3 separate regions of the Homo sapiens genome follow, and all the other regions are linked to region 1. Evidence: read pairs that join two places in POLR2A ChIA-PET (ENCODE). Cell type or tissue: PC-9. All regions are shown on one strand.

Evidence for each region. Peaks named below come from ENCODE experiments on the same cell type or tissue, not always from the same donor. Only the 100,000 strongest peaks of a DNase experiment are listed, where the experiment ranks them.
Region 2: POLR2A ChIA-PET joins it to region 1 with 5 read pairs; 5 of 35 experiments call an interaction of 5 or more read pairs at or near these places.
Region 3: POLR2A ChIA-PET joins it to region 1 with 5 read pairs; 4 of 35 experiments call an interaction of 5 or more read pairs at or near these places.

Annotation. Positions count from the first base shown.
Region 1 is chr20:25,383,242-25,385,741 of GRCh38, forward strand. All of the region lies in intron 1 of ABHD12 (abhydrolase domain containing 12, lysophospholipase), which reads right to left. Among named protein-coding and RNA genes, the nearest start is that of ABHD12, 6.3 kb to the right of the region's middle. In PC-9, no CTCF peak of the experiment used is centred here; a DNase peak (open chromatin) is centred at 1,560; H3K27ac peaks cover 464 bases.
Region 2 is chr20:25,035,980-25,038,479 of GRCh38, forward strand. All of the region lies in intron 2 of ACSS1 (acyl-CoA synthetase short chain family member 1), which reads right to left. Among named protein-coding and RNA genes, the nearest start is that of ACSS1, 21 kb to the right of the region's middle. RefSeq lists a silencer at 414-708. In PC-9, no CTCF peak of the experiment used is centred here; no DNase peak of the experiment used is centred here.
Region 3 is chr20:25,152,009-25,154,508 of GRCh38, forward strand. No RefSeq gene overlaps it. Among named protein-coding and RNA genes, the nearest start is that of ENTPD6, 42 kb to the right of the region's middle. In PC-9, no CTCF peak of the experiment used is centred here; no DNase peak of the experiment used is centred here.

The sequences.
Region 1 (2,500 bases):
ACCTTGGATAAAGTATCTTCTTTGGGTAAAGGAAGAAATAGGTGTGATGACTATGTTCTTTGGCATTTACGTATGAGGGTGATCTGGCTATGAAACCTCCCATGCAGCCCACTGATCTCTGTCAATCCAGCAGATCTGGCCTGTCGGTTGGGAGTTGGAGGATAAAGACTAGGTAACACACAGACCGTGTACATCTCATGACTGCCTTCTCAGGGTCCAAATTAGACCAGTCATGCCTTCAATGCACATTCCCAACAATTCCAGGGCTAATGAAAGGCCCACAAAATCCCTCATTTGGGCTGGGCGCGGTGGCTCACGCCTGTAATCCCAGCACTTTGGGAAGCCGAGGCAGGCGGATCACAAGGTCAGGAGTTCAAGACCAGCCTGGCCAATATGGTGAAACCCCGTCTCTACTAAAAATATAAAAATTAAGGCCGGGCACAGTGGCTCACCCCTGTAATCCCAGTACTTTGGGAGGCCAAGGTGGGCGGATCATGAGGTCAGGAGTTCAAGATCAGCCTGACCAACATGGTGAAACCTCGTCCCTACTAAAAATACAAAAAATTAGCCAGGTATGGTGGCGTGCACCTGTAATCCCAGCTACTCGGGAGGTTGAGGCGGGAGAATCACTTGAACCTGGCACACGGAGGTTGCAGTGAGCCGAGATCACGCCACTGCCCTCCAGCCTGGGCAACAGAGGGAGACTCTTTCTCAAAAAAAAAAAAAAAAAAAAGAAAAAAAAGAAAAAAAATTAGCCGGGCATGGTGGCGGGCGCCCATAGTCCCAGCTACTCAGGAGGCTGAGGCAGGAGAATCGCTTGAATCTGGGAGGCAGAGGTTGCAGTGAGCCGAGATCACGCCACTGCACTCCAGCCTGGGTGACAGAGTGAGACTCTGTCTCAAAAAAAAAAAAAAGAAAAAAAAAAATCACTCATTTGCCCAGTACCTCCTCACACCAGATACCATGCAAAGCAAAACTGATCTAGTTCCTCGTCTCAAGGAGTACAGAGTTGACCTATGAATGAGATAAATATTTACCTTTAAAAATTATCTTTTGGCCCAGAATTTAAAAACAAAAAAAACTGGTTTGGGGTTTTTTTTTTAACCTCCAAAATTGTTCTCATCTGAGTTACTTACCAATGTTAAAAAAGTTGGCAATACTACACACACACACACAAGCACACACACTAAGACAAAAAAAAAACTATATAAACAAACAAAAGGCCGGGTGCACTGGCTCATGCCTGTAATCCCAGCACTTTGGGAGGCTTAGGCGGGTGGATCACTTGAGCTCAGGAGTTCAAGTCCAGCCTGGGCAACATGGCAAAACTCTGTCTCTACAAAAAATACAAAAATTAGCTAGGCATGGTGGTGGGTGCCTGTAGTCCCAGCTACTTGTAAGGCTGAGGTGCGAAGACCATTTGACCCTGAGAGGCAGAGGCTGCAGTGAGCCATGACTGCACTGCAGCACTCCAGTCCGGGTGTAGAGCCAAACCCGATCTCAAACACAAAACAAAACAAACTAAAAAAAACACCAGCTAGTCTTTTCCAGAAAGACTGGACAATCTGGCCACTCTGGGACCACATTCCTGCCAGGCAGCAACAGGACAGGGTGTGGTAGCTGCTGTCCCCTTCAGAAAGAACCTGTTCTCTCCACTTCTCAGCATCCCCCAGAACTAAAAAGAGATATTTTCTTTGATGGAGCACAAAACATGTGTGTGTGTGTATGTGTGTGTGTATATATATTTCCCCACTTCAGTGTATGTATGGATATTAGATATATTACTGACTAGCCTAAATCAGGAGGAAAAAGCAGGCCAGGCGCGGTGGCTCACGCCTGTAATCCCAACACTTTGGGAGGCCAAGGCGGGTGGAACATCTGAGGTTGGGAGTTTGAGACCAGCCTGACCAACATGGAGAAACCCTGTCTCTACTAAAAATACAAAATTAGCTGGGTGTGGTGGCACATACCTGTAATCCCAGCTACTCGGGAGGCGGAGGCAGGAAAATCGCTTGAAACTGGGAGGCGGAGGTTGCAATGAGCCAAGATCATGCCATTGCACTCCAACCTGGACAACAAGAGTGAGACTCAAAAAAAAAAAAAAAAAAAAAAAAGAGGAAAACGGAGGAAAAACCCTAATTACAAAAAACAGGGAAGAAAACTAGGGAAATGGCCATAGCTACAGAGGAGAAAAGGTGAATTAAATTGGTAATTTTATAAGAATACATAAACCACCAAAACTGAAACCAGGACATAGCAAATTCTAAACAGACGTAGAAGACACTGTAGTAGTTACCGAAGTGCTATATTCTGAAACAGCACTGGCTAGGGTGGTGGCTCATGCCTATAATCCCAATACTTTGGGGGACAGAGGTGGAAGGACTGCTTGAGAGAGAAGTTCAAGACCAGCCTAGGCAACGTGGCAAGACCTGCCTGTACCAAAAAATTTAAATAAATAAATAAATAAATAAATAGAAAGGCACCAGGCTTAGACAGTTTT
Region 2 (2,500 bases), 350 kb before region 1:
GGCTACAGTTGCAGGAAACAGTGGCTTCCTCACTACCTGCAGGATCCTCTTATGTAGCACCCTAGTGGGTTTCCAAAGCACGGGGACATGCAGCTTTCTGAGTCACTAAAATGAGTTAGAGTTTTACTTTTAAGTCCAAGAAGAAATATAACACTTGTTGTTCAGGTACTGAGCAGGATATTTAGGTTTGTCTGCAGTGTACTCTGCCGGGTCAAGCTTTTGGTGCAGACGTATGCAAATGATGTGCACAAAAATACAAATGTGGCCTTGTGTTCCTGGTGCTTAACACTAGGAAAACGCTGACTGGCCTTGGGGAAGGAAGAAGACTTATTACCAACTCTTAACATCAATTGGGAATAACTTTTATCCAATGCTAAAGATACAATCTGACTGCAAGTAATTGTGACCAACACGATAACTGCCTGAACTCAGACGGTACAACTGCACCCCTGCCCCCCACCCCCCGCCTCAGAATTTAAAATTAGTCCAAAACAGGAAACAGCTGGAAACAGAGTTCAGAGAAAAGAGAGGAAGAAATACACTGGTATTTATTTTTTCATCTGTCTTTCAATCAGAGCTAGTTTTGTCACGGTTAATATTGAAAGTGTCTTTTCCTCCTAGACATTTCCTGATGAAGGCCCAGGATAAGTAAGTCCTGTGTGTGCTCTCGTGTTTAAGAAATAAACAAATTAAGGCTGGGCATAGTGGCTCACAGCTGTAATCCCAGCATTTTGGGAGGCTGAGGCAGGCAGATCACTTGAGGTCAGGAGTTTAAGACCAGCCTGGCCAACCATAGCAAAACCCTGTGTCTACTAAAAATACAGAAATTAGCCAGGCGTGGTGCTGCATGTCTGAATCCCAGCTACTTGGGAGGCTAAGGCAGGAGAATCGCTTGAACCCAGGAGGTGGAGATTGCAGTGAACTGAGATCCCATCACTGCACTGCAGCCTGGGTGACAGAGCTAGACTCTGTCAAAAAAAAAAAAAGAAGAAGAAGAAAGAAAGAAAAAGAAAGAAAGAAGAAAGAAAGGAAGGAAGGAAGGAAGGAAGGAAAGAAAGAAAGAGGGAAAGAAAGAAATTGAGAATGCATGATTGTTTATTGCTTACAATTATTCTGGCAGTCAGTATTCATGAAATAAACATTAGCTAACAGACTTCTTTGTTGTCCATCAAGTACAAGGTCTGCTTGGGTAGAGATCTGGGTTTTGCTTATTGCCTTCCTCCTGGCATCCACCTAGCTCATATAAGGTACTCAATAAATATTTGTTGAGCAAATGGGCGCAGCAGGTGAGCATGAAGTGGGAAGGACCTCCACCAAGAGCGACACCCACCCTGCAGACACCCTGTGTCCTCCTTCCCCTGAGGGGCTAGGCTGCTGTCACCTTGCATCACGCTGGCATGAAGATGTGCTGCTGCTCTGAGAAGCAAATGGGAAGGACCCCCTCTGAGAAACCAGCCTACAGAAACGTTTCATTTTCTTCTGCCAATAAGGGAAGTAAACCCAGGTAATTGTCTTGATATGTGAAGGCCTCTGACAGACACAAAGCATTTCCTCAGGCTCAGTCACTTCTCTCCAAGCACCGGTGCTGATGGGGGCTGGGGAAGGCCAACTCCATGGTCTAGATCCAAAACTTGAAAGGACATTCCTATGCTGTCTCTAGAATTTGATATTTTCTTCAGCATGCTGTGTCAGGAACATATTCGTAGTAAGAGAAGAAAGGATCAGCCTTAGGGAAGGGAAGCCTGGCGAGGCTGACCCCTTCTCACGCAGGAGGAGCGTGGAAGGCCACGCAAAGCATGGATGGCCAGCTCGCATCTCATGGACCCAGGCCTGGGGAACAGACTCCTTCCCTCCTGGCAGCCTCCTCTGGCCCTGACATTACTGTAGCCACTGACTGTCATTCAATGGTGGTAAGATTTGCTCACTCTGCTGAGAGAACAGAAGACCAGGAAGTCAGCTAGCAGGGCTCATAAACCAAGTATGAAATTTCTCACGTCATTATTTGATGTCATGACCATGACATTTAGCAAAGAGAAGCTGCCGTGAAAACATAAAGTGGCAGCCGCACTTGAACATGAATGGTCCCCTGGGCCAAGGCGGGCCCAGGCACAGCGAGGGCCCCCAGGAGACATGAGCTGAGTTGCTAGTAGTGATGCCAGCTCAGCCAGTAACAAGATCACTAAAGCTATGTGTGTTCTAAATTCCTTATGGAAAGTGAAAGTCTCTTCCCTGAGGTTTTGCTAGACTCTGTGGAAAGCGCTGAACCTGCAAGTTTATCACTCAGGAGTCTCACGGGAGGCCAAACAATGACTGATCAGAGAGCAGGGTTCCCAACACAGCCCCCCACACCACTGGGGCCTGAACTGTCTCATCTGTGAAATGGCCTAATAATAGGACCCACTACCAAGGTGGTCGTGGAGACCAAATATGAAGTTGCAGGCACCTTTGAAGGTGACCTGTAAACAGTGGCCATAATGACTGCAGAAAATACAAGACATGG
Region 3 (2,500 bases), 230 kb before region 1:
ATCAGCCTTACATGTGAGAGGGGGACAGAGAAACAGGAGAAACAGGCACTTATGCATTCATGTAGCTCAGTGATTCTACACTTTTACATGAAATAAAATAGACATAGGGCAGAGGAAGCAATCAGATATGCATTTGTATCGGTGAGCAGCAAAATGAACTTGAGTTCTGTCCTTTGTACCACACCTGTGAAGATAAGCCATCAATTTACATTGCCAGGGGGAAATTCAACAGAACTGTTTTAGGGTAAAGATCTTGGGGAACACAAGGAATTTCCTAGTGGGCAAATTGTAAGGGAGGCATGTCGCTTTGTTTTATCTTCATTGCTGTCTTATTTAGGAACGAAACGGGAGGCAGGTTTGCATGATCCAGATTCCAGCTTCACTCTTCTCTTTGGCATTGTGAATTTGGGATCTCAAGATTCATTTTCCTTTCACACAGTCTATCACATTTGTGGTGCATTTCACATGAAGTTGCTGGCATCGGGGTGCTTTGCCTCCAAACACCTCAGCGTGCATACCATTACCAGCCACGTTTATGGGGATTTGGGGGTAAAACGTATATAGAATGTCACATCCACTCAAAAGCTCACCTTCTGTGAGTTTGGAAATGCATACCCCTGTCAAGATGCACAGGATTCATGCCCTCAGAAGCCCAGAGGCCCTTCCCAGTCAATCCTGTCCCACCCCCAACTCACCCCCAGTCCAGCCCCACAGGAAACCACAGTTCATTTTTTTCACCATAGTTATAACTCATTTTTGCTATAATATTTATATCCTAATATACCTGGAACCTCAATAAGTAAAAGTGGTCCAGGGCCCTGTCATCTTCCATGAGGTTCAGAGAGCCTCCTTACTATTCTTTTTATTTTTTTTTTTTTATTTTTGAGATGGAGTCTCACTCTGTCGCCCAGGCTGGGGTGCAGTAGCACGATCTCGGCTCACTGTAGGCTCCACCCACTGGGTTCACACCATTCTCCTGCCTCAGCCTCCCGAATAGCTGGGACTACAGGTGCCCGCCACCGCGCCTGGCTAATTTTTTGTATTTTTAGTAGAGACAGGATTTCACCGTGTTAGCCAAGATGGTCTCGATCTCCTGACCTCATGATCCACCCGCCTCGGCCTCCCAAAGTGCTGGGATTACAGGTGTGAGCCACTGCACCCGGCCCTTTTTTATTTTTTAAATCACCAAATCATCAGTGTGCCCCTCCAGGTATAAGAAGGTGAAGGGCAAATTACAAAACACAAGCTGGCTTTAAGCCCATGAGTCTGCAAGATGTGTTTTTCTTTTCTGCAAACAGGGAATATTAAACCTGGCTGCTTTGCCTGTTCTCATGGGACACTTTAAAATAAGCAAAGGCTGCACTGTACACTTTGTTGGAGAACACAGAGCTCTTTGAATCTTTTGAATTGGAAAGACAACCTGAAAAAAAAAAAACAGAATTAGAGATTGATGTAAAAATCCCATTTTTTAGGCAAAAATCAACAATGGATGCGAAAATTAATGGGTGGAAGGTTGAGTAAGAAGATATTTACATAGTCTCAAAGTATCTCCAATGAGATACTTAGCAATTTCAAAAGGAAATATAGTAACATGGCAGTGGAGAGGCCTGGCAGACGCCTTCTAAACCAGGGATGAATTCCAGCATCATCAGTGATCGGACAAACTCAAACCCACGCCTTCTCACAGGATGCGCAGAACAGGTACATCACTGCGGTGATATTCTTGATGAAACCATGTCATCTGAATCTATCAGATGAACCCCAAATTAAGTGCCATTTAATAAAATAATTTACTCTCAAAAACAGTCAAGGTCGTGGGAAAAAAAGACTGAGGAATTGTTTCAGATTAAAGGACATGAGACGTGACGGCTGATTGCTAGACATGATCAAAGACTTTCTTTTGCTATAAAGGACATTAAAGGGAACAACAGCAAAATCTAATGGAGATACATAAATTATAAAGAGTATTATATCAAGGTGTGTTAATTTCCTAATTTTAATAACTGTACTGTTGTTGTGAAGAGAAGATACTTGTCATTTTTGTAACAGCTTTGCTGAGATATAATTTATATACCATAAAATTCATCCTATTAACAATTTATTCCATGGTTTTAGCATATTCATAGTTATGCAATTATCACTTAGATTGTTTTAGAATATTTTCTTTCCTTCAAAAAGAAAACCATTAGCAGCCATTTAGCCACTGTTCCTTCCTTCCTTCCTCCTTCCAGCCTCTGGCAACCACGAATCTACTTTTTATCTCTGTGGATTTGCCTATTTGAACAGTCCATGTAAATGGAAACATCCAATATGTGGCCTTTGTGTCTGACTTCCCTCACTTAGCAGAATGTCTTCAAGGTTCATCTGGGTTGCGGCATGTCAGAACATCACTCTTGTTGTGGCTGAGTAGTATTCCACTGTGTGGGTCTACCGCCTTGTGTTTATCCATTTATCAGTGGATGGACATTCAGGTTGTGAATAGTGCTTCTATGAACGTTTG